Linked DNA regions of Homo sapiens: all the other regions are linked to region 3. Evidence: read pairs that join two places in POLR2A ChIA-PET (ENCODE). Cell type or tissue: MCF 10A. All regions are shown on one strand.

Evidence for each region. ChIA-PET counts read pairs that join two places held together with the same protein. Peaks named below come from ENCODE experiments on the same cell type or tissue, not always from the same donor. Only the 100,000 strongest peaks of a DNase experiment are listed, where the experiment ranks them.
Region 1: POLR2A ChIA-PET joins it to region 3 with 5 read pairs; 5 of 35 experiments call an interaction of 5 or more read pairs at or near these places.
Region 2: POLR2A ChIA-PET joins it to region 3 with 7 read pairs; 1 of 35 experiments calls an interaction of 5 or more read pairs at or near these places.

The regions. Positions count from the first base shown.
Region 1 is chr6:42,275,070-42,283,069 of GRCh38, reverse strand. The region is part of intron 4 of TRERF1 (transcriptional regulating factor 1); the gene reads left to right. Among named protein-coding and RNA genes, the nearest start is that of MRPS10, 61 kb to the right of the region's middle. RefSeq lists an enhancer at 3,131-3,643. In MCF 10A, no CTCF peak of the experiment used is centred here; DNase peaks (open chromatin) are centred at 1,739, 2,679 and 3,689.
Region 2 is chr6:42,235,052-42,243,051 of GRCh38, reverse strand. TRERF1 (transcriptional regulating factor 1) reads left to right here. Exons shown (of 18, transcript NM_001395490.1): 16 at 6,641-6,847. LOC105375061 (a long non-coding RNA gene) reads right to left here. Exons shown (of 4, transcript XR_001744122.2): 3 at 7,984-8,000; 4 at 6,548-6,636. Among named protein-coding and RNA genes, the nearest start is that of MRPS10, 21 kb to the right of the region's middle. RefSeq lists enhancers at 600-1,182, 6,395-6,554. In MCF 10A, no CTCF peak of the experiment used is centred here; DNase peaks (open chromatin) are centred at 3,131 and 3,521.
Region 3 is chr6:42,333,919-42,341,918 of GRCh38, reverse strand. The region is part of intron 3 of TRERF1 (transcriptional regulating factor 1); the gene reads left to right. Among named protein-coding and RNA genes, the nearest start is that of TRERF1, 110 kb to the left of the region's middle. In MCF 10A, no CTCF peak of the experiment used is centred here; a DNase peak (open chromatin) is centred at 3,028.

The DNA of each region.
Region 1 (8,000 bases), 59 kb after region 3:
GTTCTCAGCACGAGAAGGCTGTGATGTATGTGCCTTACAGAGAAAATGGGTGAATTAGATAAGCTCCTTTCAGGCATTAGTTGTAGTACTGTTGGCTGTGAGGTCAATGTTAATGAATGAAAAAAATAGATGTTAAATAAGATATCCTTTAAGCAGACACATATAAAACAAGGTTATATACTGATCAGTTGACAAAAATGTTGCAACCAGGGGCTTGCAGGAACCTAACCCTGTATTTCTCTTAGGAGCAGTGGCTCAGTATTCACTAATTCAGTGATCATAGAGACTTTATAGGATGTAACTACCACAACTAACAAAAATCAACTATCTATATACCTACATATGTATATATTCTATTTTAACCATTTTTTACACAAAAGAGAGCATACTGAACATACTGTTCTGCATCTTTCTTTTTCACTTAACCTTGGACGTCTTTCCATTTCATTTCATAGAGAGTTTCATTGTTGTTCTTTTGGATTTTTTGTTTTGTTTTGGTTCGGTTTGTTTGTTTGTTTGTTTGGGACAGGGTCTCACTCTGTCACCCAGGCTGGAATGCAATGGCGCCATCATGGCTCACTGCAGCCTTAACCTTCTGGGCTCAATTGATGCTCCCACCTCAGCTTCCCAAGTAGCTGGGACTACAAGTGTGCACCACCACACCTGGCTGATTTTTGTATTTTTTGTAGAGACAGGGTTTCCCCATGTTGCCCAGACTGGTCTCTAACTCCTTGGCTGAAACAATCCTCCTGCCTCATCCTCCCAAAGTGCTGGGATTACAGGCATGAGCCACTGTGCCCAGTCTCCTTGTTAGTTTTAACAACTGCATAGTATCCCATCCTGCGGTTATTCCATGATTTCCTTCAATCAATCCCTTATGGTTAGGCATTTGGGTTGTTTTCAGTCTTTGGCTTTTCTAGCAATACTGCAGCATACACACTTGTCTACATGTCATTTTCTATGAGTCTCTGCTTTAACCAACTCCCTAGAAAGGGAATTCTGAGGGCAGTAGTTCAGCCTGGCCAAACTGACACATAAAAAGCATCACACCTTCCTCTACTCCTGGGTATGTATCCTAAAGAAATTCTCACAGATGTTCCTAAGGGGATGCATCTGAGAATGTTCATTGCAAGGTGTCATTGGGAGGTTGGTAAGGTAGTTAAAGGTGATGGATGCACTTACCACCATGTGGGGTTATTGGGAGGGGCTTCTGAGGGACTTGGCACTGTGCCTAGCCTGGGGTTAGCGCCCAATGCACGTTAGCCATCGTTGCTGTTCTTCCTTCCTGTTTGCGTAGCAGCATCTTAATCCAGCTCATCGATGCCACGCTGGGTGTCCCTCCTACAGCCACCCCTCTGTGACCCGCCTCCACACAGGGCTGGAGGATCCTGGCAGAGTCTGGGCACTCTTAAGCAGGCATCCTGGATGTAATTCTGGACCACCTCAGCTGGTCTGGAGAAGGGGATTGGCTCCTTCACTTTCTAATAGTTTACCATGCACACAGGGTTGATATTTGACAAACTTGTTTGCTGTGTTCCATAAACATTGAGTGAATCTGCTTTGGCCAAACACTGCTCGTGGCACAGTGGAGAGAGAGGGAGAGATTTTAAAAAACAGAGCTATTAAACACAATTCTGTTTCTATGGAACTGGATATCTAGTATTGTTTGAAAAATGAAATACCTGAGGTGACTGAGCTTGGTGGGGTAATGTTTCCAACAAACAGAAGTATGCGTGTCTGGGCCTGTAAAACCTTTAGCTAGGATTTGGTCCTCACACTCTCCCTGCAGCCCAGGCTCCGGGGCCGCATTTCTGTCTTCTTGGTTCAGCTGCAGGGGTCCCCTAGCAGCAAAGGGAAGTTGTTTTGGCAAGAAATTGGGACTGTGAGATAATGGGGGCCAGTGACCAACAGGATATCTGCCTTGAGCAAGTCCAGACAGGTTTGGGGGCTTCCCAGGGGAGCATGAAGATTGCCAGAGGAGGAGCAAACCCAGAAAGGGCAGGACCCCTCTTTATCCCCTGAGGCCTCTCAGTAACCAGAAGCCAACCTTCATCATCCCTCCCACCGTCCACATACAAAGCACCAGACAGTGGGAATCTCAGGTGAGGGGGAATTTCACTTCCAACTTTATTCCATAACACTGAATTCTTAGAAGCATTTATGAATTAAAACATACTGTTTTTCTTCATCGTGGCATGCTGTGATTTGGAACAAGTTTGGAACCAGGTCCTCCTGACAGACTTTCTCTGCAGCTCCCATGGACTTGCCTCTCAAGGACATCTTCCTAATTGGCTTCCAGGCCTCCTCCCTCACTCCTTCCTTTCCCCGCCCTCAGCAGCCTCCTAAGGGCCCCGAGAGCCTACACAGGGTGCCATGAGGGTGAGGCTCCCCCTGGACCCTTGAATGAGGAGCCTCACTCATCTGCCTGGGAAGGCTGGCCTCCCATAGCACCATGAAGAACAGGGGAGATGTCGTCAGGCACGGCCAAGTGGCTGGGCTGAACCCCGAGGGCTGCAGGGCATAGAGGCTTCTTCCTGGCTGCCCTGGGTCAGTGCCTCCTGAGCACTCACTCACACTGTCAGGGGAGGCATGAGCTGAGTCCCGGAGACGAGCAAGTGAGCAAGCGAGCCAGGGCTCCCCCTGCCCTCCCTCAGAGCACGAACTTGCTGGGAGATGGGTACCTGAGTGAGGCTCACCATCCCCCAGGGCTTCTAGAAGGAGGCCAGAACCGGATCCTCGGAGGCCTGGAGGAGGGAGCGACTCAGGAAGTCCTGCTGGAAGGCCTCCAGCCCTAGTTGCCAGAGGTCCCCTCGGGTTTGTTTGTTGACTCCCAGAATTCCCCAAAAGACCTTAGAAGTCTGAGCAAAAGGGACTGTGGCTTGTCCGAGCCCCCTTATCTTAAAAGCGAAAAGCTTGGGACCGTGGCATTGCCCAGTATGTAGCTCGGTGTCGCCGCCGGTATTTACAGAATGCTCCCCGTGGCACCGACGTCATAACCTGGGATACCCTGGGCTTCTACACAGGCTTTTTGTCTGAAACGCAGGCAGGAGACCCAGAGGGGACCCACGACAACCCAAACACAAGAACACTATTGCACGGTTATTTTACATACTGACTTTGTACATCACTGACTTTGTTACTGTGTGAGCTGTTTTCCAGAAAAAAAGGGGAGTGGTTGTCCCTTAAGATGATCGCTTCTTCTCTGGGGCCCTGGGTGACCCTTTGGTTTTTTATACAGCTTGATGTCTTGGAAGGCCACACACCAAAGTCACACAGCTGATCTGCTCGGGAGTATAGCTCACACACACACAGGCCTGGAGAGTCTGTGGGTCTGGTGCCATCTCAATGTGCATGGCCAGGATGTGGTGACAGCGCCAGCCACCACCCTCCCTGTCGTCCCTTGCAGAGGAAGTTGGTCTGTGCTGCCCACCTGCCGGAGGCTGTTCTGGCCGCTTGGCCCCATGACGCTAGGTGTGGAGCTTGAGTGATAGCAACAGAGCCTGCAGGTGCTTGACTTGTGCTTTCTTCTATTAATAATTCACTCTGAGGCTGTAGGTGGGGCCAAGGGGGTCAGATCTCCCTGCCAGCCCACTTCCCCTCTATCTTTATTCCCACTTTCGCTGGGGCCTCATCAGAGCAGCCGGAGGGAAATCTCCTCCCATTCTCCCAGCCCTGCCCTGCCCTGCCCAGGACAGCTGCAGGGCCAGGGATCCTTTGTTTGGCTGAAGTCCCAGGTGCTGATTCAGAAGGCCCCACGCCCCAAGTTCTTGGGGGCAGGAGTGGAGGATCCTTCCTGTGGGCCCTGGGCCCAGACCCCCTCCAGCCAGGTGCCCTGCAGAGACCTTCCCGGAGTCCCCCACAGCAAGGGTCTGCCTACTGCACCTCCTGGGCCCTGGCTGGAGTGACCTCATCCTTCTGTGAGGCCCAAGCCCTATATTGTGGCTCCCACCCTGTGAGGCCTGGGGTCACCAGTTGTTCTTCTCTGCCTTCCCCTTGTGACATTCCTTGGGGTCCTTTGGAAGCCTCCTCCTCCCCAGATTGCAATCTTAAAGACACAGTTTTGTCCCCTAGCAGCCCTGGCATAGAAGGTCCTCAGTGCGAGTTGGTATAAAAGACTGTAAAGGATGACAGGACACAGATGCTGGTCTGAGCTATGAGGCCTCAGTTAATGTGACTGTAAACCTCATGAGGCCAGGGGCCCTCATGACCTCTCATCTCTCCTGGCACAAAGCAGGTCTTCAATCTGATTGATGATTGATTCTGAAATTCTCTTAGCAGCTCCTCCTTAGGGGACACATGTGATCATGAAAGCATTTGGGTCACTCAGGGAATCACGTGTGGATTGTTTTGATGCTCCTGTGTCCCATCTTCTTTCTGCAGACCTTTCAGCTGGATCATCTGTCAACCTCACCGCCACCAGGTGATGGGGGATGGTATCAACTGTGGGTTGGGAGGAAGCTTCCTGGGGAGCCAGGCAAGCTGGAGTGGTCCTCATCCCTGGCATGCCCCACTCAGAGCCTGTTGCACCTTTCCCTTTAGGCTGAAAGGTGCGGTAAGTGTGGTTGTAAGTTTCCCACAGGATCTCTGTATTTGCATCTGCTACTTTCTCCTTGGAACCATAGGCTGTAGCTGACTTTATCAGTACCGATGTGAAGTTTGTTAATCCCAGGTAACTATGTTGGAGTTTGTTCCATTCTAGTCTCCCAGAGCAGTTTGTCATACAGGAAGTGCTCAGCCACATCAGTTACATCAATTTAACATCGCCTCCCCTCCCTAGCTTCTGTGTGTCATAAAAGGAGAGGTGGAGACCACATTGGTCTCTACACTGCGTGCATTTGCCCCCTAAACAGTCGTCAGATCTATGCAGTCAATACCAACTGGATCCAGAACCCTGAATTTTGTCTCTACAAGTCAGGTTAAGATGAGGCAGAGATTGTATGGATTTTATTCAGCCTCTCTCTCTAGAAAAACTTCGCTTCAATTATCTGGATGTAGAGAAAGCCATGACTGAAGTCCAGAGAGGGCAAATGACTTGCCCAGGGTCACATGGAGTCAGTAGAACCAAAGCCCAGGGCTCCTGTCTTCTATTGCAGTCTTCTTCTTCTTCTTCTTCTTCTTCTTCTTCTTCTTCTTCTTCTTCTTCTTCTTCTTCTTCTTCTTCTTCCTTCTTCCTTCTTCCTTCTTCCTTCTTCCTTCTTCTTCCTTCTTCCTTCTTTCTTCTTCTTATTTATTTATTTATTTATTTTGAGATAGGGCTAGCATGCAGTGGTATAATCACCACTCACTGCAGCCTCAACTTCCTAGGCTCAGGTGATTCTCCCATCTCAGCCTCCCAAGTAGCTGGGACTACAGGCGCACGCCACTACACCCAGCTAATTGTTTGTAGAAATGGGGTCTCACTATGTTGCCTAGAGTTATCTTAAATTCTTGGGTTCAAGTGATCTGTGGGCCTTGGCCTCCCAAAGTGCTGGGATTAGAGGCATGAGCCACCACTCTCAGCTTTTTCCAATGCTCTTCTAACTACCCCATATTCACAGAGCCAAAGCCCATGTTCCTAATCTCCCTACAATCCTAGCCATGTCAGGACTGCTGCGGGACAAACCTGTATCTTTAAGCTCACAATCTGAGGGAGGATGAGGCTTCAAAAAGACCCCAAAGAATGTCACAAGGAGAAGCAGAAAAGGGCAACTGGCAACCCCAGGCCTCACAGGGTGGGAGCCACAATATGAGACTCAAGCCACACAGGAAGGAGAGGTCATCCCAGCCAGGGCCCTGGAGGTGGAGCAGGCAGAACCCTGCTGTTGGATACTTAGGGAAGGTAGTATGAAACAAATGTGTCCAGGAATATATCAGCAAGGCCCACTCAGACCATGGCTGCCTCCTCCAGGAATTTACCCTAGACTCCTGCAGCTCCCACTTCTCTCCCCATGTCCTTAGTTTCCATACTGCTCCATGACAGCTAGGAAGAGAGAGAAGTGGCATATGGTAGTCACAGGGGGGAGACGATGTTAAAGTCCCTGGTAAAGAACTACAGCCAGCCCAGAGGAAAGATGGCAGTGACAGTGACAACCAAAAAGTGAAATCGGTCCAATCTCTATTTCCTAATGAGGAGCCACCTGCAGGAAGCAAAATCCAAACCCTCCATTTTGCAGGTTCCTGAGCTATGCGTCGGGCTTCCTACTGATCCCCAGGGCTTGGAGGGAGCAACTGATGCTACAGGGTGAGACCTGAGGGTAGAGAAATGAATGTTTCTTGCTGCCCAAAGGGAGCCTTGAAAATCCTCCCACAGCCCAGAGTCAGCAGGAAAGCCAGGGCTGTGAAGGAGTAAGAGCAAACCACTCACTGCAGGGAGGAAGATTTAGATGCTAACCACTGTCATTGGCAGCACATGTCCACAATAATCGGGTTACTGGATTATAAAATACCCACTGGAATTATTTAGAAGACTAATCAGAAAGCATTTAGAACAACAACGGTGCTAAAAAGAAGACGGCGAACTGCGGCCCACATCCTGGAGAGCCGCCCTTGGCTCCTGCCTGCTTAGGGGAGCTGGGAGTGAGCTGGACTAAGAGGAGCCCCAGGGGAGTCGAGTGAAGCTTCCTTGACAGAGCCGAGAGGAAGGCTGGACTAAAACACAAGCCAAGGCATTTGGAGAATTGTGTATACAGTCTCTAACTGACTGCCCGGGGTCAGAAAAAGGAAAATCTTTTTGGTTTTTCTTCCTCAAACAAGCAATGGTGGTCTGGCCGGAGCAGGGTGTTACCCCTTCTGAATTGTAAGCAAACAAGTCCTGCGGAGACCTCCGCCAAAGTCAACTTCCTCTCCTGGTGTATCTCTCTGTCTGTGTCTCTGGTTCAAAGGGTGGCCCTTAGGACAGATATCCTTCTTGCAGACTGCGGCCTTGTCTCCTGGTGCCCCAGGCCAGGGGGTGGGGTGTGGAGAGACTTTGATGCTCTAGAACAGGGGTCAAGCAAACCATGGGTCAGGCCAGATCCAGCCCACACCTATTCTTGTACTGCCTGTGAGTGAAGAAGGATTTTTACATTTTTAATTGGTTGAAGAAAAATCAAAAGAAGAACAGAATTTGGCATGTGAAAATTATGTAAAATTCAAGTTTCAGCGTCCATAAATAAAGTTGTATTGGAACACAGCCACGCCCATTCATTTATATATGGTCTGTGGCCGCTTTCACGCTACCGTGGCAGCGTTGTGACAGAAACCATATGTATGGGCCCCAAAGCTGAAAATATTTACTAGCTGGCCCTGTATAGAAAAAGTGTGCTGGGAGGTCTCTGTAGAGCCTTGTTATTATCTACAGCACTCCATAAATTTGGTGCTTTAGGGCACTATGCCCTCAACAGAAACTAGTAAATTCTGTCCCTTAGTCCATGTCAGAGGCATGGGACCTGCAGAGGGGAACAAGCCACTCTAGGTCTCCTTTGCCTAGCGCAGTGTTGCAGTTCAGTGAGCGTTTGTTGAGCATCTGCTATGTCCCAGTCCCTGAGGACACCACATGGGCAGGCTGCTGTCCCTACATCACAGTGACTGGGCAGCCAGTGTGCAGACAGGCACGGAAGTGGGTCGCCTGACTGTGACATGGTCAGTGCAGAGGAAAAGCGGTCACAGGCTCTGTGGGAGCGTGGAGTGGCACCTTAGGTTCTGAGTGGGCATTTATTTGTTGAGCCCACCCTGGAATCCTGGAGTCCTGCTCTAAGGAAGAAATTGACCGAAGAAATGGGAAGGTAGCAGTTCTGTTAATTAGTTCATGAATGAAAAAGCTCCTGGTACAAATTACCCAGTAGAAATTGTTACACATAATGAGCAAAACAGTTACCTTGTTAGAAAAATAATAAAGACTTGAATCCTGAGTTGGTATTATAAGAATTCTGTGAGATTGACTAATCCACTAAGAAGAACAGTTTTCAGGTTTTAAATGATATGTTTAAAATAGCCTTTTGGCAAGATGCTAAACCACGGCGTAGCACGCTACCATCTGTATA
Region 2 (8,000 bases), 99 kb after region 3:
CCTGTAGCTCAGTGTTCAGAAACAGAGGTGAGGGCTGGTGCCCGCTTCAAGGCAGCTAGGAGCCAGAAGAATTAAACCAAGGATGGTCCCAGCCTTGGGTTTGTTGGTTTATGATTGGGTGGTGTCCTGACCCCCTGGAATATTCTTTTTTGATCTTTCCATGTCATAGATGCTACTGACCTGAGCCCATAATGTGCCTCAGAAAGGGTCCCTGGGATTTTGCCACAGTCTGTAAAGCATGAGCAAGAGGAGCTTTGACCTCTAGGTAGTGCCAGGAACCCTCCATCATTAAGGAACTAATTCGCTGCATGTAGATGATTCTAATCCTTACATCACCATTATCCCTGGTATTGATTTCCTTCATTAGCAGACAGTCCACAGTCAACTGCACATTAAGTACGTACCAAAGACACAAGAAGACCTAACTAGTCTCTGAACCCTGTATGTGTGGCTTTGATGATTACTATCACTTGTGATCCTTGCAATTAACTCTCCACCCTGCATCCATAGCCATGGGAAATCTCCTTTTCACACTCTGTGGAAAACATTACCTACCATATATGTGTATATAAAAATTATGTCTGACATTACTAAACTCTAGCTTTTGTCACCATCAGTGAAAGTATTGGGAATTCATGAATTATGTAAATATTTGAAATTATATTTTCATTCCCAATTGTGCCCCAGTTGTAAGGGTTAGCACATGTATGTGTGTTATTTTCTTTAACAGACAGTGAAACAGCAGTTTTCATGTGCCAGGCATTGTGTTAGGGACTTTATAAATATTGACTCATTTAATCCAATGTAATTCATTTAATACCAATTCTATGCAGTAGGAAACTGAAGCACAGAGCTTAAGCAAATTGGCCATAGTCACACAGCTGCTGAGCGTGTTGTTAAGCCTGATTCCCTTGTGTAGTTAAGAGCAGTCAGATGCAAATTTTCTTTTGTTTGTTTGAGACAGGGTCTCACTTTGTCGCTCAGGCTAGAATGCAGCGGCATGATCATAGCTCACTACAGCCTCAACTTCTTGGGCTCAAGCAATCCTCCCACCTCAGCCACCTGAGTAGCTGGGACTACAGGCACACACCACAACGCCCCACTCATATTTTAATTTTTTGTAGAGACAACGTCTCACTTTGTTGCCCAGGCTGTTCTCAGACTCCTGAGCTTAAGCAGTCCTCCTGCCTTGGCTTCCCAAAGTGCTGGGATTACAGGCTCACCCCTGTAATCTCAGGCCACTGCACCTGGCCACACATTTTCTTAAAGAAGTATAAAAAATTTGGACTTGGCCAGGCACGGTGGCTCAAACCTGTAATCCCAGCAGTTTGGGAGGCCAAGGTGGGCAGATCATCTAAGGTCAGGAGTTCGAGACCAGCCTGGCTAACATGGTGAAACCCATTTCTAATAAAAATACAAAAAATTAGCCAGGCGTGGTAGCACACACCTGTAATCCCAGCTACTCGGGAGGCTGAGGCAGGAGGATCGCTTGAACCCAGGAGGCAGAAGTTGCGGTGAGCCGAGATTGCACCATTGCACTCCAGCTTGGGCAACGAGAGCAAAACTCCATCTGAAAAAAAAAAATTGGACTCATTAATGCTTCAAAGCCTATGCTTCTAACTAATAATTGATCCTAGCTATGAAATATACATACATAAATACATTTATATTTGAGCCCAAATAACAGAGAAAGTAGAAATCTGTAGAATAGAATGGTATTGCTATTTTTTTCAATCAGAGATGGCAGTATTCTACATTCAGGATTTCTTGTGACCAGGGCTTTTGTTTGACTCATTTAAGTAGTGATGTATGATATCAGAATAGTCTTTTGCTCGTTTGTGGCCTAATGTTTTAAAAAACATGTGATCACCCAGGCACTGTGGCTCACACCTGTAATCCCAGCACTTTGGGAGGCCAAGGTAGGTGGATCACGAGGTCAGGAGATCGAGACCACCCTGGCCAACATGGTGAAACCCCATCTCTACTAAAAAATTAACTGGACGTGGTAGTGCACGCCTGTAGTCCCCACTATTCAGGAGGCTGAGGCAGGAGAATTGCCTGAACCCGGGAGGTGGAGGTTGCAGTGAGCAGAGATTGCGCCACCGTACTCCAGCCTGGGCAACAGAGTGAGACTACATCTCAGAAAAAAAAACAAAAAACAAAAAACAGTATGCTCTCCTCCAGTTCAGTCAACTAAAAGCAGTTGAACTCCCACAATGTAAACAGCAATGTGTATGTAGTGCTGTGGGTAACCCGGGATGTTAAATGGCCCTTCCCTCCTCTCCCCCGACCACACAGAACATATGTCCTTGTTGGGAAGATATAACACATGTAAGTGGAAATACACCATGAACCCCAAGAGTGTTTAAAAGCAGTATGCAATGAGATCCAGAAAGTCTTAGATGCAGCGTTAAGGACTCTTTCACCCAATTTCACCATTTTACAGGAAGAAAGTTGAGACCCAGAGAGAGGAAGGGGCTTGCCCCAGGTCACACAGAGCATTGCTTTCCAAATGAGTAGAAGAGACAGTAAACAAGGAAGCACAAAGATTCCTAGCCTTGAAGACCTAGGCTTTGCTCCTAGGCTTGCTGGTCTGTAAAATGGCCAGATGATTTAAATGATTTAGAAAGTCCCTTCCAATTCTGGAATGTTCTGGGCTCTGTCAGTGCCGTGTTTTGGAAGAGGGGCAAAATCAGAGAATATGGTCTTCTAAGGTAAATTGGTGTATCTTAGGCTTGGGTGTTATCAAGTGCCTAGGACAGTGCACAGTGCCTGGCATAATACAGTCACTCAATAAATGTTTGTTAAATGAATGAGTGAATATTTTTCGAAGATAGGAGTTGCTCTGATTCATAAACATTCCTTCTGTGAATTCACTGGAGGGAGATGGAATGAACAAGGGGATGCTGAGCAGAGGAGTGACACTAACAAAGATGTTTCCACACAAGGCAGAGGCACCGTCTCGGACTGCCTGGGCTTCGAAGATGGGTAGGGAGACCCAGGCCGGCGTGAAGCTTCAGATTAAGGAGGAGAGGGTAAGAGGGTGCCCAAGGGGCCACACCCTCTTGGGTTTATTCACCAGGAGCCAGTGTTAGGCTGGGCCAGGAGTGTCCACACCCTCATTACTTGTGAGCTTAGGGAGAGCAAAAGGCTTATGTGCAGAGATGACTCAGGCCCACAAAAAAAAAACAAGAAAATCTTGATTAAAGGCCAATATGGCAGCTCACAGCTCCTTTGTGGGCACTGTGTGCACAGTCAGCCTTCTAAGCATAGTTTGCCGAGTGGAGATGAAAAATTGGGATCATGGGGATCCTGGGGAGGGTGCGCCTGGGGAGGGTGTGCAAGGCACAGTCCTAAGATGTGGTCCTACTCTTTGTCCTCGGGGCCTGCCTGGGACACCTGGGATAGCTCTCCTGATCATGTATCTTCAATGTTTTACGTAAGGGCGGGTGACCATTTCCCTCCAGATGGAACATGAAGGAACATGCTCAGGTGGTTCAGGGATTATTGAGGACTTGAGAGGGGAAAAGAAGGAGGTTTGAAAGGAATGATTGCCCTTTAGCTAAGTAGCCGGGAGGTCAACAGAGCACAGCTGCTCACTCAGCAGGGGCAGTGTGACTGGAAGCAGAGGCAGGGAGCCAAGATGGGTTCTGTTAATGAGGTGAGAGGAGAAGGTGCTGGCCACACCTTCCTGTCCCCTGCCTGTGCTCATGCTCCCCGACTCAGGACAAATATATGGGGCTGGCTGTGATCAAAATTTAGCACAATTCAAGAAACCAACTGAGGCAGTTAACTGACTGTGGAAAACAGCAATCAGGGCTCCAAGGGCAAAGGTAGAACTCACCATGATGTCAGCACAGTTACCTACAGCACAGTCCATTGATGGGGGCCTTGGGAAACATCCTCCTTCCCTTTGGCATTTCAAAGCAGCTGGTTCCAGTAATATTGAGAGATTTAGGATCTCTAAGCCATTTACAGATGGATAAACATGCACCTGTGGACATGTGCAGCCAGACCAAAGAGTGAAGAAGGTTGAGGTTTTGGAATAAGATAGGCCAGGTTTTGAATCTCAGTTCAACTTTTTTACCAGCTGTGTGACCTTGAGAAACTTATTTATTGGGTCAATTTCCTCATTTGTTTAAAAATGAAAAAATTTTACAGTGTTATGAGAACTAGAAATTGTGTGTGTGTGTGTGTGTGTGTGTGTGTGTGTGTGAAATGCATGATTCTCAGCAGGCATTCAATGTTGTCATCGTCATCATTATTATTAGTGACTAACACACAAATTTGTGTCTTTGAGCAGATTTGGGTTGTTGAGCATTTGTATTCTGACTTACCAATTTCTCATAATATGAATTCCATTTGCATGCTTGGGAAATAAAAATATCCTCCTCAAGAAACTCTTATTGTGGACACTCGAGGGTCTGAGCACCATGTTAAATGTATGGCCTCCTCCCCACCCCCATATTTGCCCACCTTCTAATTTTGGAATATAGTAAGTGTTTTGTTTCACAATATATCATAAAATGACCAACTTGTTGTTACGAAGTTCTACATGTTAAGATTTTTGTTCTTGTATTTTTGTATCTCTTAGTCACTTTGGTGAGCCATGTGGTTTGATGGTAAATCATTTTGTGATTTATAGATTGCCAGTTGAAATAACACCTATCTAAATTCCTGAGACATACATAATCATGGTACAGTGTGACTTATAATTTTGTGGCTATATGGAACATTTCTTCTAAGAATGTTTAAGCCAAACAATGGCATTGTGAGAAAATTGTCATTATAACAAATACCATGAAACAAATGGCATTGTCATCTGTTGTGTGTAATTATTTTTAAATGCCAAACTGTAGGCCATGGGCTACTTAATGTTTGAGACCACAAAGTCCCAGTTTGACATAACATGGTTTTACCTGAAACTCTTTGGGGTGGAAAGATGGTGGAGTCTTACAGAAATAAGACCACCTAAGTGAAATCAACCTGTATGTTCTATACTAGTAAGAGGCTGGCTGCTTAGATCATAAACCACTTTGTCAAATGTACTAGGCCTACATCAGTGTTCACTGAGGTCTTCTAACAAATGTGATCATTACTAATTAATCCTGTTTACCAATGGAAACTGAAGCCATTTCTTAAATACACCCTGTTCATACTGCATCGCAAGTATACATGTATGTGATATTAAATAAGGACAATACTGAAACAGTGAGGGGCTACTAAATGCCACATACATACTGGCATTGTCTCCCTCTCTCACACACACACCCCAAATCCAAACTGTAGAGAGGAAGCTTATGTTTTCTGGGTCCTAGGGTATCACTACTTTCAGAAATCTTTATCCTTCTTGGAAAGTCTTGCTTCTGGGCTTTAAGAATCATAGGCTCCCCAGACTTATATCACTGTCAGGGGTAGAGTAGACTGGAACCCACGTGCATTAAGTGATGAGTTATGCAGAGAGCCTAGCAGAGACAAATGACCTGCCAGGTCAGGGGCAGCTGGACATGCCTTTTCCTTCCTCGTTTATAAAACGACAGGTCTGTTTACAGCCTATTCGGTGGCATAGTAAATGTGAAAGCACTTTGTAAACTGTAAAATAAAAGCTGAAATGAGGCTGATTGGTCCTCAGCCCTTTTGGGGCCTGCAGGAGCCAGCAGCCCTCACCCCTACCCTGGGAAGGTTGGAGAGAGCAGAATAAAGTAGTTAAGCAAGGGGAGAATGAGAGCCTCCTGGATCGTTGCCCTTCCATCCCAGCACACCCAGGGCACCCACTCCAAGCTATTCCAGTAACTTACTATTCTGTTAACCTTGAGGAGGGCAGGGACCTTCTGCTTAATTCTCCACATGGCTGCTGTTCTGAAGTGGGGAGAGTGGCCATAGAAGCAGAGGAGATCATTATTCATAGGAAAAGTTTTTCTTGTTCTTTTTCATTAAATGCCTCTGGTAGGAGAAAATGAATAAATAGAAACATTGAATACACTGCTTTTTCTAAGCCCATGGTCAGAGACAAAAGGAAAAGCACATGACAAATAAAAGGGAATCTCCCCTTCCATTTTCTCTCCTTTCACTCTATTTTCTGACAAGACCAGAGTGGAGCTCCCCTTGAGTCACGTGCTTTCTGCACACCGCAGGTCAAATCCAGTATCTTGCATGGTGTGTTATAAAGCCTCTAAAACAAATCAGCACAGGTCCTTCTTTAGTCTCTCTCCAAGGGGGATTCCATGGTATTGTTATTGCTGGAAACCCCTCTTCACCTCTGTGAGGAGACAGAGCTACTTACAGGCAGGACGCAGCCTGAGTTTTAGTCATTTTAAGATCTGATAGTCTCGAACAAGGTGGGGAATCCTTGCATGTAGAAATTGCTCCTCTCTGCCTCACCATATCTTTATATAAGTGATGAGGGGTCCCGAAGTGGGGCAGGGGACTTACTTCCTTGACCTCGAAGTCCTAAGCATCCGGAGACCAACCTTTTGAGGATCACGCCTAACAGGCTCTGTCCACCATTCCTTATGCAGAAAGAAAGGAACACAGCGCCAGCATCCTGCCCCTCTCTCCTCTGTTGATCTGTGAGTTCTGTTCATCACTAAGAATGCCATTTGGGGATTTTCCCCTCTTGCTTTTATTACCTTAACACTAGACAAGTGAAGAAGAAGAAGAGTTAGAGGAGGAGGAGGAGGAGGACCCGGAAGAAGATAGGAAATCCACAAAAGAAGAAGAGAGTGAGGTGCCGAAGTCCCCGGAGCCACCACCCGTCCCCGTCCTGGCTCCCACGGAGGGGCCGCCCCTGCAGGCCCTGGGCCAGCCCTCAGGCTCCTTCATCTGTGAAATGCCCAACTGTGGGGCTGTAAGTGTGTCTGTGTCGTCTGGGGATCTGGGACAAGTGAGAGCCATATAGCTGTGCCTGGCTTTAAGAGATGATGTATTTTCGAGAGTGCTCTTCCAACAGTCACAGTTTGGCAGAGGGTGCTCCATGTTGCCATTGTTTTCTGCTTCATTTGGCCAACAGGTATTTACAGAGTGTGTGTTCTGTGTCAAGCATGATGCTGCGTGTTGGAGAACACAGAGAAGGCCCCCATGCCCAGGAGTGTGTGATTCCAAGCTCTGCAGTGAGCGTGGCCTCCAAAACATACATTCCACATTTCCTGGAGCCTCTGCATTCCCCTGGGCTGTGTGTCACACAAGCTTGTGCCCTGTCAACATGCATTTAAATGTACTAGGAGAGCCTGCTGACAAAGATCATCCTTTTATGACATAATTACTTGCCCTACCTCCTGCAATTTTACCTATTTAGAAGGTTTTGCATTTCACATTTCATAAAGTGTTACTAATCGAAATGTCACTAATTTAAAATTGAGAACACTGTTACAAAGATTTAACTAAAGTTTATCTTTGTACTCTATGGTGGAGAAAAAAAAGATTTACTAAAAGTAAATTAATCATATAAACAGGCTGAAAGGGAGTGTGTGTAAATACAGAGGCTACTACTTTTCAAGAATATTAGAAGCATAATTTAGCTAAAATAAAACAAGTTCACCATGTGGTCATTCTTAGCACTAAAGAAAGACCTTACGGTATCTGTGCTGGCCTTGTCTAAGGCTCCATATGTATTTTAAAGGATATTTTTAAAGGTTATTTCTCAATCTCCCGCTGGTCTGCCACTAGTCTGAATTGGTGAGCTTTTCCCAAATCAGGTTTCTTAAGGCCAGGCACACCTGTATAGGCAAGTTCTAGAGGGATTACCCCTCAAAATAATGTTGCCCCTTGCAGAGGAAGCCCATTTTCCTTAAGTCAGTGTGCTTGTCTTTGCTCATACATGATATAGGACAGTGCTGTTCTCCAGAGTGTACTGAATGCTGCTTACCTGTCACTTAGATGGAGAAAGCAACAGTCTTTAAAATATTTAGATCCTAAAGCAGAAATTCATTTGATTTGCATTTAAGAAAAAATGAAAATTAAAAAAAAAACAAAAAAGATACATACATTTTGCATTCACTTTG
Region 3 (8,000 bases):
GTGGGAGGGGAATGTCTATGTATGACTTGATATTGAACATTCATTATGCCATCCTTCTTACAAAGGAAGTTGAGACTCCTACCCCATCACATCCAACATGAACTGATGAAGAAATGTTTAGTGTTCTTGTAGTAGTGCCAGTGGATTATGGTAACTTGCCCTTTGGGACTGCTGGTCATTTTTTTTCGTGAAACAACTGGCAAGTAAAGGCTGTGGGCTCCATGGCTTTGGAAGAGGGAGCCATGCTAGGGGTAGACCTGGGGCCTTGGCATCATTCAGACCTTTGCTAACCCACTGAATTGTGATAGTAGGCCAAGTCTCCCAGAAAAAGAACAGGCACCCATCTCTGAGGTAAACATACCTTCCTGGGTTGCATTGTCCAAAACCTTGCTCTACGCCTGCTCCCTCCTGTTCCCGGGGCCTTAGACTCCGGGGCAGACCCATGAACAGATCCTCGGCAGAATGAAAATCCTTAGCAGACATACACACAGACCACCCAGTGCCTGTACTTTGGTGTGATTCAGCTGTCACAGAGTTGAATGTGATTCTTGAGTGTTTTCACTATGGTGATAAGAATGATGCTCATTGATATTTGGCCAGTACTGAGGATCTTGTTTGGGCCAGAAACTTCTTACAGTTATTTGTAATCCTTGAAACACCCTTGCAGGGCAGGTATTAATCTACAGATGAGATGGCCGAGGCTTGGAAGAGTTAAGTAATATGCTTAACATCACACAGAGCGGGGTTCAAACCTAGAGCTTTCTGTCTGTCAGTCCTCTTGTTTCTTCCACTCCTTGCTCCGCTGGTAAGTGATTTGAGGTCATGAAAACCCTGCACCCAAATCTGGAAGGATGTGGGGGGAATCCAGGCTGTGTTCTCCACTGTACACGGGGGACTGTTTTGGAACCCAGGAAGAAATGATGGGCCCTTGGCCCCTTAGAACTGGCAGGGTCCTTGGAGTAACTAGTTCTAAACAATTTCCCAGCACCCATAGGCATGAAGATCACCCCTTAAAATCCAATCAGCTAGGGGTGTTATGGAGGAAGGAGAAACTTCCTCCATCAGAGAAAGTTCTAGAAAGAAATTGATCATTTCAGAAGAATCCTCTGAGAATGTTAATTTACTGCGATCTGAGAAGAGTTTTCTTTTTTGCCGCTGGGTGCGGTGGCACACGTCTGTAGTCGCAGCTACTCAGGAGGCTGAGGTGGGAGGATCGCTTGAGCCTAGGAGTTCAAAGTTGCAGTGAGTTATGATTGCACCACTGCACTCCAGCCTGAGTGACAGAGCAAGACTCTGTCTCAAAATAAATAAATAAAATAAATTGAGGAGTTTTCTTTTTTGCCCATATTTATCACTCAGGAAAGGTGACCTTTCTGAAGCTTCTTATGTGGTGTGTGAAGAAGAAACAAAGCTAATACGGGGGGAAAATGCTACTTTTAAAAGAATAAATAGATTAATCTATGGGCTGATAAGTAGACGTTGAACATGGCAGCAATATTCATGTTTTGACAAATTGCACATTGCCACCAGAAAGAACCCTCAACCGTCTGTGAATGGGCCTGGTGAACCCTCATCCCTCTCTCTGCCTGCCCTCCCTCCAAGGTAGTCTTGGGGGTACTTAACACATCCCTTAAAGCTGTCACTCCACACTCCTTATGAGCTAGAGCAGTAATGGGGTGGTGTGTCTGAGTCACAAAAAAAATGTGAATCATTCTTGAAATGAGGGAGCCCTGAAAATATGAGTAATTTCTGTAGCAGGTACAGGTAAGAAATGGTTGTTTGGTTGTGACTGGCAACTGCTATGCAATTTCTGATTTTGACTTGATTGCTGTTGTTTTGAGGATAGGACAAGACTTAGCCCTGGGGTGGGTGCAGGGTGGAAAGACGTGGTGCCATTTGGACACAGTTCTTGCCTTTGAGCACTTCATACCCTAAAAGAGGTCAAGACATGTTGATGGTCGCAGAAAACATGTTGGTTTGAATATGTATTAAGTAGTAAACTGAAAGATAGAAATCTTATTCAGCATTAAAATAGACTTTTCTTAATCACGTATCTGATTAAATTCTGGTGGCTCCAGGGCTCAGCCACAGGTAGTGTCCAGATTCTCTCAGTCTACCTGGGAAAGAGCACTGGGCTAATTCATACATTGTGTTTCTGTTTACACATCTGTTCTCAGGAGAGCTACTTGTTCAGGGCCTGTTGTCTTTGTTGATCTGTCAGTCTGCATGGGTTTGGCTGAGGCTTGATACCTGCTATGAAATTCAAGGTTTGTTAAATAGAAACATAAACACACTTGTGAAATATCCTTATGTGCTTTTATTAGCTCAGAAAAGTAATCCAAGAAGTAAAGAAACAACATAATAGAATTTGCTTATTGTTTTTTGCAGCTTTGGGTACAATTCGTAGCTATTGAGTTTCCTGGGTTCAGAAGTAGTTGCTGCCTGAGGACTGATTGGACATTAAGACTTGATGTTTCAAAAGTGGGTTGGTTTTCCGACCCTGCTATTATATTGTGAGTTGGGGACGGAGGAGATGAATAGGAAAAGATGAAGGAAAAAAGGAGCAGAGGGTGGTACAAAAACTGATGGAAACAGTAAATAGGCAAGGAGGTGAAGCAGATGGAAGGAGAGACGTGGAGGACAGGAAAGACCATAGGCATGCTTTTGGCTGTAAGTAGCAGAAAAACAAAGGAATGGTGATGGAGAAACACATTTTCTCATAAACCAGAAGTTTGGATAGAGGCAGTGGTTATCTGGTATTGACCTGCAGTTCAGCAGTGACCTCAAGGATAGATAAGAGTTTTCAGTCTTTCCGCTTTGCCCTTCTTCGTGTTTTGGCTTTTCGGCCGAGTGCTGCTGCTTTCGTCAGTCCTGGCAGTAGCATGTGTTCACCCCTAGTTGCAAGAAAGGCTGGGAAAAAGATGATTTAGCTTTTCCAGCCTCTCTAGTGGAGGTGGGCAGGAGAGGTTAGGGATTACTGGTGGGTTAGTCAGCCAACTGTCTGGCACAGACCAATTGTGAAAAAAATATAAAGATAAACAAATATACATTGAGTCACCACCACAAAAAGCTCACGTTCCTGAGAAGTTCCTGAGTGTGGGCAGTGCAGAGAGTCCCATGTGGGAACCCTGGTATTATGGTGCGGAAGGACCTCTGGTAGGTCCCATTCTAGCCACATGGTTGATTACTACCAAGATCTGGATGCAGGATGGCAGGCTGGGTGCAGGGAGAGCCGTCATAAATCCTGAAGGACTCCTAGGAATGGTGTGTGAGGAAGGGAGGTGGCAGAGGGAGCACCACGTGAGTCTACCTTTGATCTGGTTTCCAGCTCATAATTCTCAGAAGTAACACTGCTGCTTTCCAGAGGTGAACAGGAGAGTGCTTGTTAATTTCTTTAAAAATTCCATTCTAATGAGCATATGCATTTAATTTAGTACTCACTTTCTGGCAGTAGTTCTTAGAGCCTGACACTTCTTTAGCACCATTTTGAATTTCATACCTCTGTGCACATGCGTGTGTGCGGGCGTGCATCCCCCTACCCACGTCCCGTGACCCAGGTCTCCTTTTCTTCTCTCTGCCTCAGAAGAATCCCAGTCTTGTTCAGAAGACCGGTTGCCCATTTCCCTACCCCCAAGTTTCTTCCTTCCCTCTCTCCTGTGCCTGAGCCATATGGTGACCCTCCTTTCCCCATGGTGCCCAGCAGAGGCCAGCTCTGACACGTGGCTAGTGCTGCTTTTGGTCGTTTGGTATTGTTTTGGGTCCTGCCACTTCCTCACAGCAGTGAGCCAGGTGCCTTTGATCAGAAAAATGTAAGCCAGCTGATTTCAATGTAACTCCTCTGGAGCAGGACTTCCTAGACCTTCACGTGCCCACAATCACCTGGGGGCTCTTGTTAAAATCCAGACTCTGTTTCAGGAGGTCCAGGGTAGGGCCTGAGACTCCGCATCCCTAACATGCACCTAGGTGCTGCTGCTGCTGTTGCTGGTCCAGGTAGCAAGGGTCTCAACCCTCAACCCTGGGGATCTTTTAATAAATATCAATGTTTGGACCTTATCCTAGATCAGTTGCCTCAGAATCTCTGGTTGATGGGGCCTGGGCATCAGCCTGTGAAAGCTCATCGGGAGGTTTTCATATGCCAAGGTTGAGAACCATTGATCTGCGGCTTTCCCACCTCCATGCCTTTGCTTATGCTATCCCTCCTGCTTAAGCTCCTCCCCTGCTTCCCCATTAGAAGGCTGTGTGTCCTTCAAGGCTCTGCTCAGAGGCCATGTCTCCTTGAAGCCATCTTGATGCCCACTGTTGATATCACTTCCCCTCCACTGAGCTCTCACATTACGCGTGCCTGTCTGTGGCTCATTTTGCCTCCGGATAGTGGTTTGAGCGTGGCTGCCTCTCCCAGTAGACTTGGTGGGCCTTGAGGATGGGGATCACACCTGCTCATCTGCAGGCGGGGACTCAATAAATAGGAGCAGAGCAGATTGTTCCTGAACCCAGAGAAAAACCGCAGGGGCCTCAGACCTGCTCCAGCTAACCTCCTTGAGGATCAGGAGCGGTATTAGAACTTGAGCCTGGCTTTTCCAAGAGTAAAAGACCAAGTGGAAAAAGATGCTTCAGCTGTTGAAGAAGATGAAGGGTATTACAGTTCCTGCTCCCTGGCCCTCGGGCTGCACACAGCTGGTCCAGCCCCACTCTGAGAGGGGTCTTCTGGCCCCTACCCATTGTCCTTCCCTGACCAGCTGCCTCCCTGCTGGGTCTTGGGCAGCGTCCAGGGTATGTCCAACTCCTTCATGCTCCCACTGCCACCAAGGAGCTCAGGGTGCCCATGGACATGCCTCAGTGACCAGAGTCTCTCTGCATCTTCCTGCCTCCTTTCTTCCCACCCCATTCCAAATGCCCACTCTTCTGCACGCACCCCCTGCCCCCCGCAGCTCCTATCATGAGCTGCTCTCTCTGGCGCTTGCTAGAGCCAAGGCTCCATAGAGCCGGAGCCACGATCATGCCATCCTCCGCCGCAGCCCCAGTGCCCTCACACAGCCTACACATGGCAGGAGCTTAATAAATACGAGCTGAACAAACACTAAGCAGCAGCCATGAGACAGGCCTGTGAGGCTTCACCAAGCTCCCTGATGTGTTAGTGGCAGAGCTAGAATTTGACCCAAGGCTGCTGACTCTCCAGTCCCGGGTGCTGTGAGTTTTCCCTGAGCCACCGTTTCCTTACTTAGTTCATGCTCCTCCGCCAAGTTGGGAGGTGAACGGTCTGATAGGATGAATCTACATTTGCTGGTTAAGTTCTGTGAAGGGCTTAGAGTGGGGAAAGAGGGATGATCCCTCTCTTGGGACAAATAATCTCTTAAGATTATTTAAGCAGGGGATGATAGCTTGTTTACTCCGGTGCATCTTCAGTAGGTGAAATAAGGCAGTCTGCAGAAGACATACCTCCTGACCAAGGTTGGGAGGTAGAAATGGGCATTTATGGCTCCTGACTCTATGATGATCTCAGAGGCTGTAAAGGTGGAGCAGCAAGGAGCTCCTCCAGGGAACCTCTCAAGACCCAGGGGATGAGGCATGATGGTCGGGGATGGTGGTGCATGGCAGGTTAGTGGGGCAGTGCAGAAAGGACAAGAAAGAAGAACAGGTGCTCCTGGATCCTGCTTCTTTCTTCATTCATCATCAACTTCCCTCTCATGTGTTCTTCCATTCATTCATCCATTCATTCCGCATTCACTCATTTCATAAATGTTTATTGCATTCTGACCCTGCTAGTCCCTGGGGATACTGCAGCACAAAACAGGCCTTCGTGGGGATTAGGCCTGCGCTGTCCCATGTGGTAGCCACATGTGGCTATTTAAATTTAAACTCACTACAGTGAAATACAACTTGAAATTCAGTTTCTCAGTCACACCAGCTAGACTGCAAGTGCTCAACAGCGGCTAGTGGCTACCAAGTTGAACAGCACAAATGTAAAATATCCCCATCGTTGTGGAAAGTTCTGCTGGTCAGCACTGGCTTAGAGTCTTGCCAGGGAGAGAAGTGTTTATTACATAAACAGGCAAGTAAATAATGTCAAGCCATGGGAAGCAACAGGAAGATGGAGTAGAGGAAACTATGTCAGCACGCAATGGAAGCTAGACTTTGTTTTGGGGAGTCAGAGAATGTGCCCCTGAGGAAGGGATGATTGAGCTAGAGTTGGACCAGGTGCTGACCAGGTTGGCAGGACAGTTGAAGAGGAGGGCAGAAGAGAGAGAATCCCAAAGTTAATGCACATGAATAAGTGCCTAGACTTGGTGCATCAGTGGCATTCAGTCAATGGCACGCCCCATCCGCACTCATGTTGACTAATCCAGAACCATGTGGAAGCACAGGCCCTGGCTAACCCTGCCAAGCACAGACACTAGATCCAATTGGCCTGGGTTCAAAACCAGCTTCTTAAATCTTTAGTGCCTCAGTTTCCTCCTCTGTAAAATGGGCATTGAAATATGTCCATGCCAGAATTGTCTTGTGGCGTTACTAAATGAGTTGATACATGTAAGGCACCTGGGAGTGCCTGGTGCACTGTGAGTACTAGTAAGTGTGGTTGGCTGCTGCTGTTACTGTTGCTGTGCCCCTGCCTTGTCAGCAGAGGGGATGCCCTACCTCGAGCTATTGGTAAAATTAAGGAATACCTCATGCTATCCCCCAGCATCTGGGAGCAAGGCTTTCAGGCTCTTGGCTCTCACTGCCAGGTGAGCCAAAAGTTCTGGCTTGCTGGTATCCCCTTCCCACTCTGCCCAGTTCCTTTTTCTCTGTTTTACTCTCCATAGCTGATCTCATAAATACTTAGTTTTGCTGTGTAGAAGGCACAGCACTTGAAGCCACTTCTGTGGCCTGTGTGCCACGTAGCCTGATAATGATCCAGCAAGATCATTTCTAGGGCTAATATGCCGATTCATGTTGTTATGGATGTTAGGACTCTAGAGATGGAAGGGACCATCTGGGCCAATTCCCATCACCTCACCAAAGATGAAGCTCAGTGAGCCAGGAGGGACCATCAGGCTGGAACCCCAGTGCTGATTCCTGTCCCCGATGCCTCACTCAAGCACACGTGGGGCTCCTTGGTGCTCTGCCGCTCACTCAGAGCTTTGAAACATCAGAGGGAGCATCTTCCCTTCCCTGTTTCACCTTTGTGGTTCCTGGGCCTGTGGCTGTGACCTCCCTTGCCTGGGTGGAGCCTTGGAGTTTAATTCTCTTACCCATGAGGGAGTTGGGGCCATAAGCAGAGCCATGCCATGTTCCACTCAGCCCCTCTCACAGGTCCACCCTGTTCCCTGCTCAGAACCAGCTATTTTCATCACAGAGTAACCAGTCTAAGGGACAGGCCTAGATAGAGGATTTGCTGTGTAGAATTAGTCCCAGAGACACTTTTTTTGCTAACCAAATCAAAATATCACCACGACTTGCCCTATACAAGCAATTCTTTCTTGTAATGAGATTTGATCAATGACATTGGCCTGTGTAATACTGTTAGGTAATACAATTGTTGAGACTATTAGAGTTGGGACTTCAGTTGCTTTACAACTTTGGAACAGGGTAGTAATGGTGGAAGTTGTTGCAGAGCCTGAGATGTCAGTTGTTCTGGAAGGAGGAGTGTCTCAGTGGCTGCTACAGGCAGATCTCCTGGGGTTCCTGTCTTAAGCTTTCCATAACCCTGACACAACTCAGCTACCTTCAGATCACTGGGTGCCAGGTCCCACTTGCCTTCCCAAAGTTTTCTTTGTTTTATTTTTAGATTTCTATATTTGTCCCATGAGGGTGGCTTATGTATAAGCTACACAAAAACACACACACACATATATATATTCATGTGTATGTGCATGTGTATATGTACATATACATATACATATATGTGTACATACGTGTGTGTGTGTGTGTGTGTGTGTGTGTAGTGTATGTGTGTGGTCTTTTTTTTCCTAGTGGCCTCAGCTGAAAGCTCACCTAGGACTACCAGTCTAAGAGAAAAAATA